2 separate regions of the Mus musculus genome follow, and region 2 is linked to region 1. Evidence: chromatin contacts called from ENCODE POLR2A ChIA-PET data. All regions are on one chromosome and are shown on one strand. The core of a region is the stretch at or near the end of the contact, and the rest is flanking DNA. Distances in the headings are between cores, read along the strand shown.

Region 1 (6,150 bases), core at 1,278-3,777:
TTTTCTTCCTGTAGCCCTGGCAGCCGTGGAACTCACTATAAAAACCAGGCTGGCCTTCAACTCAGAGATCTGCCTGCCTCCCTAATGCTGGGATTAAAGTTGTGTGCAGCCACCAGCCTGGGACAAAAGCTGGTTCTTTGGCCTGTCCTACCTATACCACATGAGGCTGGTCTTTGGACACTGTTGCTGCTCCTGGGGACAGTCCCTTCCTTCTCAGGGCCTCGAGGCCATAGTCACAGACTAGGCAGGAATGCAGTCCTTGTGGATAGCATGGATGAATCTGATAGGATATTAACATTACGTGGCTCTGGGGCTGTGTATGAGCCGGAGAAGAACCACTGGATTCCAGAGGGGAGGACCCTTCGCCTCTGCCTGCCTGCCTGCTGGAGGTTGTCACTTGGTGCTCCATCGAGACTTTAGATTACTCTTAGGCCAAGACACTGGAAACAGAATCCCTCAACTTGTTCTTATGATTCATATGATAGGCCCTTGACATTTGAAACAAACTAAAGTGTTTTTCTTCCACTGTTTCACTCCGGTACTTCAGTTTACTGCATTTCTGAAATTACACAACTAAGTAATGTCAAACGCTGATTAAATGTCATGTAGGTTTTTTTGTATCCATTTAATTAAAATATCATAAATTTACCCTCTCCTTAGTCTAATTGCGATTTTATTTAAATAAACTCCACAGAACCAAGTGAAGTGGGGCCTGTCTGTGATCTTAGTATAAAGGAGGCGTGGACAGGAGAGTCAAGATTGTCCATCGAAGATTGTCCATCGTTAGCTACAGAGAGAGTTCCCACCTAGCCTGAGCTACATAGGATCCTGTCCCAAGATACAAAATATTAAACACACACAGAGAAAAACCAACCCCATGTACTTCTATCTATGTACATCTTTATTTCCTAGCACAGTAATGAGCTAACCAGGAGCTGGGGTCCCCCATACACCTTTGGATCTGAACAATATACTCCACCATCAAGGAGGTATCCCGGAGCCAACTTCCTCAGAATCCTGGCTGTACCACCTAACAGCTGACTTTCATATACTATCTAATGCTCCTAAGCATTCGATAGGTTATATATTCTAAGTCAATGTGTATGGAAACCTCTGGTGCAGTTTTGGGGAAGAAAGCTCTAGAATATCTTCTGTAAACCATCTTAAATGTATGTTTATGGAAAGGTCTCTTTGCTTTCTTTTTGCTTTTCTCTCTTTTTTTTGTGTGTGTTGTTGTTGATTGTTTGTTTGTTTGTTGACACACAGTTTTACAAATTTGAATAAGTATTCTGGCAGCAGCTTTCATTTTGGTAAGAATTCTGAAGAGCAAGGGATTTAAAATCATGAGGTAAAATTCAATGATTAAGGCTTCTTCCCCCTCCAGCTATCCTAGAGCTCAATCTCTAAGAGACAGGGAGGGGACAAACAAATGAAATGCTGTTTGAGTTGTGGAACTAATGGGAATTGTAAAGTACTACAAACTAAACGCATTTATCCTGCTGCCTTTTTCTTTTTTTTTAAGATTTATTTATTTATTATATGTAAGTACACTGTAGCTATCTTCAGACACACCAGAAGAGGGCATCAGTTCTCATTACAGGTGGTTGTGAGCCACCATGTGGTTGCTGGAATTTGAACTCAGGACCTTCAGAAGAGCAGTCAGTGCTCTTCACCACTGAGCCATCTCTCCAGCCCAAAACCTGCTGTCTTTAAAAACGAAACAAACTTAAGGACAGTCCTGTTATTCGGAGTCATGCTTTTGACTTCTGGTACTTTACAAGCTATTTGAGTGGGGAGGAGGGGAAATGTATTTGAGTCTGTCTAGCCTAGGCTGGCCCCAGCTCTTGGCAATCCTGCCTCAGCCTCCGGAGAGCCTAAATTACAGATGTGAGTCACCAGGTCTCTTTTAAACGCAAGCAACAAGGACCTCGGATCTAAATGACAAGTTACAATAGTTCAGCTAAGTAACTATAGGAACAATTGGCTGAAAAGCGAATACCAATGTGTTTGCAATGCAGGAGCAGAAAATCCATACACTGCAGAAACAGTTGAAACCAAATAGGAAGTGGGAACTAGCATAATTTTCTTATCGTGGCCACAAAAGAAAGGCACTAAAACACTTCTATCCCCTCAAAAGACTCTCTCGTGAAAATGTAAACTGCTTCGGTATAAGACCTAGTAAGCTAGATTTCTATTGCTAGCTTCTTTTCATTTTCACATTAAAGTTGTGTAAAAACAAGCATGCTGCTTAGAAAATACCGAATCAGCGTGCACTGAAGATAACAAGCATGATGCGCCGTTTTTATTTGTGCTAAAAAAAAAAAAGAGGAGAAATAGATTGTTACCTTATATTATTTAAACTTTCAAATGTGCTAGGGTTCCTGGAATTTGGAGAGGGAACCGAAAGGGTTTTATGGTTCTTGGGAGACAGCAGAGCACAAAGAGCCAGGGGGTGGAGTCTAGAGCTCCGCCCACTCCTTGCTGTTTTCAATCAGGTCCGCTCCCAGGAAATATAAGCTCTTGCTCGGCGGCGGATTACTGTAGTTTCTCCTGTCTCTTTATTAGGTTGTTTACTAATATGTCAGGACGAGGAAAAGGCGGCAAGGGTCTGGGGAAAGGTGGCGCCAAGCGACACCGCAAGGTTCTCCGCGACAACATCCAGGGCATTACCAAGCCCGCTATCCGGCGGTTGGCTCGGCGTGGCGGCGTGAAGCGCATCTCGGGTCTCATCTACGAGGAGACTCGCGGTGTCCTCAAGGTTTTCCTTGAGAATGTGATCCGCGACGCCGTCACCTACACCGAGCACGCCAAGCGCAAGACGGTTACGGCTATGGACGTGGTGTACGCGCTCAAGCGCCAGGGCCGCACTCTGTACGGCTTCGGCGGCTAAGCGAGCCCTCCTGTGCCTAGGCCGTTCCCTTGGCCGGCTTCCCCCATCCACAAAGGCCCTTTTCAGGGCCCACAAAGCATCAGAAAGGAGCTGTGGACATTTGTAGTTCTCACTAGTTATGAGCGTCTCATTACTTTTTGTATTTGGTATGCTTTGTCTTGTATGCAAATTGAGCTGCCTGGGTGCACTTTTTCATTGGAGGACTTGGGCTGGTGGCCCCGCCTACCGCCTGGGACCTGCTCAGAATGCTTGCGGAGTGGTCTGCGTGAATGAGTTTTTTTAGGTGTCTGTTGAGTTGACAGCCCCAGAGTGCTAGGGTGCAGCCTCTGCGGACGCTCTAAAAAGGGGAAAAAAGCTCCTGTAGAGACAGTGGACCTGAATGAGGGCAGGTGTGGAGGCTTGGAACCCCACAATAAAGTCACCCTGTAGCTTAAACTTGGCTTTCTCAGCTGTAGCTGTTTCTCTGCCTTAAGCACGTGGGTTTGGGGGAAGAGGAGCACTCGGATGTCTACCATTTAGTTCAGGCTGGTATAAGTCTTTCGGTGGTCCTTCTGTTTCAGCTTCCACAGACCATATGTGTCTCATTTAAGTCTTCAGAGTAGGTTAGTCACAGCCCTTGCTGCTCCTTCAAAGTACTTGTATTCGATGCTCCATACCCAGATGGGTTTAACTCTGGATCCAGGAAGTCGCTTCCTTAGGCCCCTGGACTCAGGTCTGCTTACCGGCTTTCTGTACACATTACTCAAAACGGTAGTTTTGTTTTTCAGATCTCTAGGTTTTTACATCTGATGTTTACGGGTCTTCTCACTGGCTGAAGAAATAGGAGACTGTTCCTACAGTTCCTGGAGCAGGAACCTGGCATTTCATTAAGATATGGTTATCTCGTGTTCAATGCTTTCTGTGTGGCAGAAACTTGGTGCGGTCTTTCAGCAGATTTATTTTAAGTGTTGATAGTGAGTACAGCTGTGGATGAGACAACGAAGGCTAAAATTTTGGAGCCTAGATTTGAACTCTGCTCTGTGCGATTTTACACAACCTCGTTTTATGTGCCACTGGTGTTTTTGTTTGTTTGTTTGTTTTGTTTTGTTTTGTTTTTTGTTTTTGCGAGAGTCTTCTCTGCCCCTGTGGGCTGACACTTCACTTCTAGAGTCTGAGCATACATAACACTGATACCATTAGTCTAGTGAACTCATTTTCTTAAAGCAAGTGAAAAATGAGATGTTTATTTTTCTGTCTTGAGAAATATTTCAGTTACAGTTATATGGTTTTTATTTTCTTATAAAGTCACATGTTCTATCAAACTATGAAACACAAAATGTAATAATAATGATTATCACCCCTCTTTTAATCTGAGTTTTGATTATTTGAGATAATCAAACATCTATAACTATTACTAGCAAAAAGAAATGAAACAAAAAAATGAAACTTAAATATCATTTATTATTACACAAATAACAACAGCAACAAAAGTATTTGTGCATTCACTGTGGAAATCATTTCTCTCAAAAGGCTTAAATTAGAAACTGCCATGTCACCTGCCCGGATGGAAAGTTACTTAGTGGTAAGAAAAACAGAAATCTTACACTGACAAGATGATGGACGGGACAGAAATCACTATATTAAGCAAAATTGTGTGGGAAGCCGCCCTCACATTTGCCATTATAAGATGGCGCTGACAGCTGTGTTCTAAGTGGTAAACATAATCTGCACACGTGCAGGGGCAGTTTTCCCGCCATGTGTTCTGCCTTTCTCGTGATGACAACTGGGCCGATGGGCTGCAGCCAATCAGGGAGTAATACGTCCTAGGCGGAGGATAATTCTCCTTAAAAGGGACGGGGTTTTGCCATTCTTGTTCTTTCTCTTGCTTTCTTGTTCTTGTTCTTTTTCTTGCTCTTGTTCTTTTTCTTTCTCTTGCTTTCTTGTTCTTTTTCTCTCTCTTGCTTTCTTGTTCTTTCTCTTGCTTTCTTGTTCTTGTTCTTTTTCTTGCTCTTGCTTTTTCTCTCTCTTGTTCTTGCTTTTTCTCTCTCTTGTTCTTGCTTTTTCTCTCTCTTGTTCTTGCTTTTTCTCTCTCTTGTTCTTGCTTTTTCTCTCTCTTGTTCTTGCTTTTTCTCTCTCTTGTTCTTGCTTTTTCTCTCTCTTGTTCTTGCTTTTTCTCTCTCTTGTTCTTGCTTTTTCTCTCTCTTGCTTTCTTGTTCTTTTTCTTTCTCTCTCTTGCTCTCTTGCACTCTGGCTCCTGAAGATGTAAGCAATAAAGTTTTGCCGCAGAAGATTCCGGTTTGTTGCGTCTTTCCTGGCCGGTCGCGAACGCGTGTAAGAAAATTGGACTCTGAAAGATTAAAAAAACAAAAAGCAAAAGAAATGTGTTTTCTTCGATGTAGAGTTGTGTGTGTGTGCATGTGTTGTGTGTGTGTGCATGTGTTGTGTGTGCCTGTGTTGTGTGTGCATGTGTTGTGTGTGCATGTGTATGTGAGTCATGAAACTACAAAGAAGATGCTAGAGGAGATGAAATAAATACACACAGCCAGAAAGCAGAAGCCCCTTGAAGCCGGTTGACTAAGTGTGAGAAAGAACAAAACCGGCCAGGCATAAGGCAGGAGAGAGAGGAGGCCATTTCATAGAGTAAAGTGTGATGAATGGTCTGCGTGTGAAAACGCCTTCATGAGGTGCATTCCTAACATTTATCATGTCTTTGTCACCTTTCCTTCATGGTCGTCTTTGCATGGCAGAAATCATGGCCATACAGTGCTCAGTGATAAAGAAGTTGAATATTAATTAGCGTGCCTGCCTCTTCATGGGGCACTGTATCTGAGCAGTCTAGCATCAGACATGTTTATGTAAGACCTGCAGCTGTGAGGAAAGGTTTATTTGACTGACAATTCCTGCTTACAGTTCATTATTGCAAAGAAGTTAAGCCAAGAGCTCAAAGCACTAGCTAGCCAGCCAGCTTTCTTTACTCTCCCAGCCTGTGTGGAATGGTGGCCCCCACAGGCACGCACCTCAGGTAACCATCAAGACAGTATCTCCCACAGACTTACAGTCAATGTGATTTAGACAATTTCTCAACTGAAACTCTTCCCTGGTTACTCTAGGCGGCACTGAGAACTCAGCGATCAGCACTGGCTTGCCCCTGGTAAACTGGCTGTAGGTCTCCTCGCCCTGCATCATAAGCTCAGCTTGGACTCCATTGCCCAGCCGGCACTGGTACTTGAACTCGTTCGAAAGTATCCCCTTCAGAGGCGGAAGGGGACCCATTCAAGCCT
Region 2 (6,150 bases), core at 1,710-4,209, 94 kb before region 1:
CTTATTTGAGCAATCTAAAAGTCCTGCCTCCATCTTTCTGCCCAGCCATTAACTGTATTGCAATACTTTACTATCAATCAAAACCAGCTGGGACAGGGACTCCCCCGCCCCAGACCAAGGGAAGTGTGGCTTTGGGAGTCCAATTAAGACAAAGCATTAGAACCAATCCCCAATAGGAGCCAACCCTGTTTACTTTACCTTTCTAAACATACCAGGTCTTTTAAGCAGATAAAAAACAAACCAGGAAGTGGACTGGGCCTGACCCCCCTAGTTTCTCACTACAAAGACTTTATATGAAGATGTGGAGAACGTGAAAAATTTTGGGCTAAGGTCCATTGACTACTGGAATCTGAACCCCTGGAGAAAAAGAACTGTAGAAATAAACCAAAGAAATAAATAAGTTTAAAAAGCATACCTGCACATGTGAAAGACTTAATCCCTTAGTGTTGTTTCTAAGATAAGTCATTTCCTATTCTGAAACCACAGTTCAGTATTATTGTGAACTTGACTATGAAAACGTTGAGTCATGGTGGGGAGGAGTGGGTGAGAGAAGAGAAAGGCAGGGTCGGCTGTTCCTGTAGGATATAAATAGTCATGTGGAGGCTACATGTTAATATTCAACTACCCAAATAATTACTCAAGTCACAACGGCAGGATTCCATTCCTACTTGAGACCCACTGGTCTCAGTATGGCAACATAGTGTTAGCCTAGGCTTAAGGAAGAAAAGCAAGAACATATTTGACATAATTCAAGCTGTGGTGAGGTAAGAATTTTAAAAATAATAAACAGGCTGTCATACAGCTCATATTGCCCAGGGAGATGGCTAAGAGACTTTATTCCCTTGCAGGAAGTTTACTGGGGGAAGCTCTTGGGAGTTGTATTGAAATGGAAGTAGGTCTGAACAGAAGAAAAAAACATAATAACTTCTTAGGCAATCCCGTGGGGAGCTTTATGCTATGATGTCTTGTAAAACTGTCCCAAGTTGGAACATGGGGATCAAGCCTTCCTACCCCAATAGTGACCATCACCTGTAGATGCTTTGCAACTCCTGAGGACAGTATGAATCAGCTGTATATCTTTTAAAGAACACAGAATACCATTGGCTGTGGTTGGAGGAAAACATGCTTTTGTTATCATCATAAAAAGGACTAGGGTAGGGCCTGGGATGTAGCGTAATTGGTAGACTTCGTGCCTACCGTCATGAAATACTTTTAACCCTGGGTTTGATCATCAGTATCACATACACCAGGCATGGTGGCTCATGTGTGTGATCTCCACATTCAAAAGGTGGAAGAAGAGGAAACAGAAGTTCAAGGTCAACCTCAGAGCACCTGTGGAGCACCAGGCCAATCTGGGGCCCATAAGGCACCATGGGACCTATCCCCAAAAGCAAAGAAACAAGCAGGAAAGAAAGAGAGCAAACTTTTTATAGTATATACACGAGCATGCTGTAGCTGTCTTCTGACACACCAGAAGAGGGCATCAGATTCCAATACAGACAGTTGTGAGCCACCATGTGGCTGCTGGGAATTGAACTCAAGACCTTTGGGAGAGCAGCCAGTGTTCTTAACCGCTGAGCCATCTCTCCAGCCCTAGAGCAAACTTCTAACGGCAGAATGGAGGCCCCACTCACCACTTCAAGCATTTACTGAGCGGCTACCAGGAGGGAAGATACATGAGGAAATAAATGAGATCCAAGATGGCGTCCGGATGACTCACTCCCTTCTCTCCTCCATCACCTGGATTTTGAGAAGCACTCTGAATTTCTAAAGTATGTAGACTAGTAGCCATATATTCTGATCATGACAACAGATCATAAAGAGAAAAGCAGAAACATGAACAGCAAATTGCAAGTTAGCAAACACTGGTGTTAGATTTGGCTGTAGACAGAACAATGGTGCTGATTTATACCAACTAGATAAACACTCATGATTTAGTGTTGCCAGTAACAACTTCCTGTTCCTGTTTCTGCCTTTCTCTATCTCCTCTCCCTAGGATGTACTGTAAATCCCACTGGGTAAAAATAAGTTCAATACCACAATTTTTGAGCCAAATTTGAATCAAGCTTTATTAAATACTGGACAGACCATATCCTGAATTCCTAGAGAATGACTGAGAATTGTTAGACAGATGCTTAGAAAGTACCCCATGGCTACTCACTTCCCTCCTTCATCCAACGGAGGCAAGCATACATCCTGACATGCTTTCTGCCTATGTGTGGTCGAGCACTTCCTGTGCAGTTGGGGCAACCAAGCTTGTTTACAGAAATGAAGACATGTGACTTATCTTACCTGAACAACAGCCCCCAGCATTCTGTTACCTGTGGGGTTCACAGGTTGGAGGCATTTTTTTGTTGTTGTTGTTGTTTTATAGATTTCTTAAGCACAGCAATTTTAACTTAAAACATAACTTTAGCCTTCACAGTTTTAATGGAGAAAAGGTCCTGGTGAGTGATAACATCATGGCTAAGCACAGAGAAGAGTAGTTAGGGATGGAAGGCTCTAACAGAAAATAGATGCATGTTGAACAGTTCATAAAAGGTTCTGGCTTTTCCTGACATTTCTATGGCCATTAAAATCATGTTGGTTCCAAAGAGACTACCCGTGTGATGCGTGTAACAAATACTCTACCACACTTTCACAACACATCACGGTGAAAATGAGAAATTGATGCTTGTGATCTAATCCCTCCCATGTGAAGCCTCCCTAGAATTGACCCAGTCTTTAACCTCACAAGCCTTTTGTGAGCACCACTAATGATACAGCAGAGCTGGAGAGGGAAAGGGGCCATCAGTCAGCAATAGAAGTGGGAGGTGTTTCTGAAGGGCACGCTGGTTTGTGGCAAGATGCCTACATGATTGTGAAATGCAAGAAGAAACGCCAGTGAGGTGTTGCTGATGTACAAAGTGGGAGTTAGGAGGTCGGGAAGTGTTGCTCTCTCTGATCCAGCTGGTAACTGTCAAAAAACGGCTGACAGTACATCCATCCCATCCAGACAGATCCAAGCTGGCCAGACCATGTGCTAAAATGTTGATTTACTAAAGCTACCCTTTGAAAACTGACATCCCCAGCTCATTTTAATCACAATTTGCTTTCTTAGTGTGGTCATTTTGAAAAAGTGAATTCACTAAGTGCTTAGCTTTCAAAATGTCTGGTTTAAGCACAATGTTTCCAATTTCTGAAGAGAGAGAGAGAGAGAGAAGTTTTAGGACCAAAATTAAAAGAAATGTGTGCTTTTTTGAAACCCGGGGAATATATATGAGAAGCTGTGATAACCATCAGATAGGATCCCAGAAGGAACATTTTTGGGAAAGGGCGTGTATTAGTAACCACAGATCTTAGTCACCGAGCAGATCTGGATCCAAGCCGCACCAAAGGCTGTTTTGTGTGTGTGGAACTAAATCTCAGCCTCTCATGTTCCTCTGCAAATTCCTGAGCATGTTCCTGGAAGGGACATACCCCAGAAACAAAGGATGTTCAAAACCCCTTGTGACTAGCATCCTGTTTTTCTTTCCTATAGAGAGTTTGAACCTCTGAGGATAGACTAAAGTTCACAGTTGTCTGAAAATGAAATACTTCAGGGGAATAGAGAAATCTCCTAAGAATAAAGTTTTTTCCCAAGAAAAAACTGACCCCACTGGGGTTCTTTCCTCCACTCAGCACTCAGAAGGGCTATCACAAAGTTCAAGTCCAAACCTCTAGACTTCTGTATCTGTCACAACAAGATAGACATTACAAGTCAATGACCGATGCTGAGCGGTGGTGGAGCACGTCTATAATCCCAGCCCTGGGAGGACAGAGGCAAGAAGAGTTCTGTAAATTCAAGGCCAGCCTGGTCTCTAGAGTTAATTACAGGATAGTCAGGGCTACTCAGAGAAACCCTGTCTAGAAAATAAAAACAAAACAAAATAAGGATAAACTCAACCCTCAAAGATTGAGTATTTTCATTAACAATAATTATTCATATGTATTTAATGTGAGATATATATAATGGGGGAACGACAGAATAATAATTGAATCAATGTGTAATTAGCATGCCCATCACTTTAATCGTGGATTGTTTTCCTGGTGTGTGCTGTTTTGAGATGCTCAACATATTTGTGTCACTGGAATTAACCCTGCTGTGCCCCAGACAGCAGAATTCCTTGCTTCTAAGATTGTAAAACCAGCAAAGTCCCTCCAGTGTTCTCAGCCTCTGCTCTCAACGTCCTTGAGACCAACTGTGTTTTGAATTCCACCAGTGAGTGAGGGTGTGAGATTGTGAGGGGCTTGTCTTCCTGTCTGGCTTCTTTCTCTTGGCTTCAATGGGGTACCTTTTTGTTTAACCAATGGCTGATGGACTGAGGTAGACTCCGTACTGTTGTACTGCAATGAACACCAGAATACAGCTGTCTCTCCTATAGGCTGATTCACTTCTGCCTTGGGGTTGCTCCCAGGAACGGGATTGCTAGGCCATATAATTATGCCATTTACATCTCCCCAGAAGTCCCCACTCTGTTTCCCACATGGCTACACTAGCTCCCATTTCCACCATCATCCCTATGCCCTCTGGAAGCTGTCATTCTCTCCATCCTAACTGGGGGAGGAAGCCTCGTGTCTCCCTGAGGTTAGTGGTGGGCATTTTTCCTCCATATGTCTGTTGACCATATAATTCTTTTTTCTTCTCTTCCTTTCTCTTCTTTCTTTCTCCCTCTTCCTTTCTTCCTTTCTTCCTTCCTTCCTTCTTTCTTCCTTTCTTCCATTCTTTTCTCTTTCTTCCTTCCTTCCTTTCTTTCTTTCTTTCTTTCTTTCTTTCTTTCTTTCTTTCTTTCTTTCTTTCTTTCTTCCTTTTTCTCTTTTGAATCATCTATTCAGTCCTTAAACCTTCTTAAATTTTTATTTCTCTGTGTGGGGATGTGTGCATGAGCAAATGTGTGTCCCAGCAGCTGCACCTGCGGAGGTCAGGCCCATCAGTTTAGAAGCTGTTCTCTCTCTCTATTGCAGATTCCAGCGATCAAACTCGGGTTATCCTGCTTGAGTGGACACACTCTGAGCCCTTTTGCCCTTAAACCCACTTTCAAATTAGAGTATTTTGTTTATTTGGTCGGATTTTGCTTGCTTTGCTGTTGGGTTACTGGAAATTCATTATAAAACCAGGATATTAAGTCCTTGGTAGATGCGTACTTGATGGATATTTCCTCCCACTCTGCTGTCTCCCGATTCGTTTGTTTCCTTTGATGGTCGGAAGTGTCTCAGCTGACTGCCATCCTGTTTGTCAACATTTGTCGTTATGCTTTATACTTTTAGTTCATATGCAAGAAAAAAATTTTTTTGTCTAGACCAATATCCTAAAGAATTCCCCATATGTTTTCTTCTACTAACTTGAGAGCCTGGGGTCTTACATTTAAGTCTTTAATCCATTTAGAGTTGGCAGTTGTTTCTATGGTGAGGGAAGGGTCCAGTTCCATTCTTCTGCAGAGACATGGTGCAGAAAGCTTTTCATTCTGAGAATGATTTTTTTGACTAGTCAAGACAAATGAGTCCAACGAAAATGTCATTATGTCTTCATGGTATACCTTACTCAAAAACTAACCCGGGGTGGTTATATAAATGAATTAAAAGCATCTTTTGCAGAGATGACTAGAGAGAGCCCAGGTGCCTTTCAGTACTCATTTACTAAATAACTTTCCTAATTCCTTTTAATGGAGGAAAATGGGGGAAAACCATGCCTTGTCATAAAGAAAACTTAAACAAGACAGAGATTTGGGTTCTAATTCTGTCTTTCCCATTAACCTCAACTTGAGGCTACTGTTGTGCCTCATTCTTCCCTCAGGCAAAACAGAGCTAAGTGAGGCTTCTCTGTGCCACATGGGAGACAAAAGGAAATGGGCGATGGGAAGCATCCAGAATATAAAAGTGCATGCTGACTTTGGCTTGTGCTCAGAAATCCCCAGGAACTAGCACTCCCTAAACGTGTTCCCACTGCCACCCAGATCCTAAAGTCCCTAAACCCACTTAGGACAAGAGGGGAGGAACTGGATCTCCCCTCTGTAGACCCCGGTAACTCAGTGTTATGTTTATTCACACCCACTACTATGAAGGGCGGGGTGGACAACTCCTCCAGGACTAAGCTTCCTCTACACAGAAAGTCGTGAGAAAAGGACCTGAAAG

Evidence for each region. ChIA-PET counts read pairs that join two places held with the same protein, here RNA polymerase II (POLR2A).
Region 2: POLR2A ChIA-PET joins it to region 1 with 22 read pairs in Patski. The contact joins the enhancer-like site here to the promoter of H4f16 in region 1. POLR2A ChIA-PET finds 5 or more read pairs at or near these places in 3 of 5 experiments (Patski and embryonic stem cell).

What each region holds. Positions count from the first base shown.
Region 1 is chr6:136,800,808-136,806,957 of GRCm38, reverse strand. It overlaps H4f16 (H4 histone 16), which reads left to right and starts at 2,527. Exons shown (of 1, transcript NM_175652.3): 1 at 2,527-2,965. The coding sequence starts at 2,579. The coding sequence ends at 2,890.
Region 2 is chr6:136,895,205-136,901,354 of GRCm38, reverse strand. No RefSeq gene overlaps it. Among named protein-coding and RNA genes, the nearest start is that of Mgp, 22 kb to the right of the region's middle. Within about 2 kb of position 2,959, at least 1 of the 3 ENCODE cell types and tissues checked has a DNase peak (open chromatin) inside an H3K27ac peak, as active enhancers do.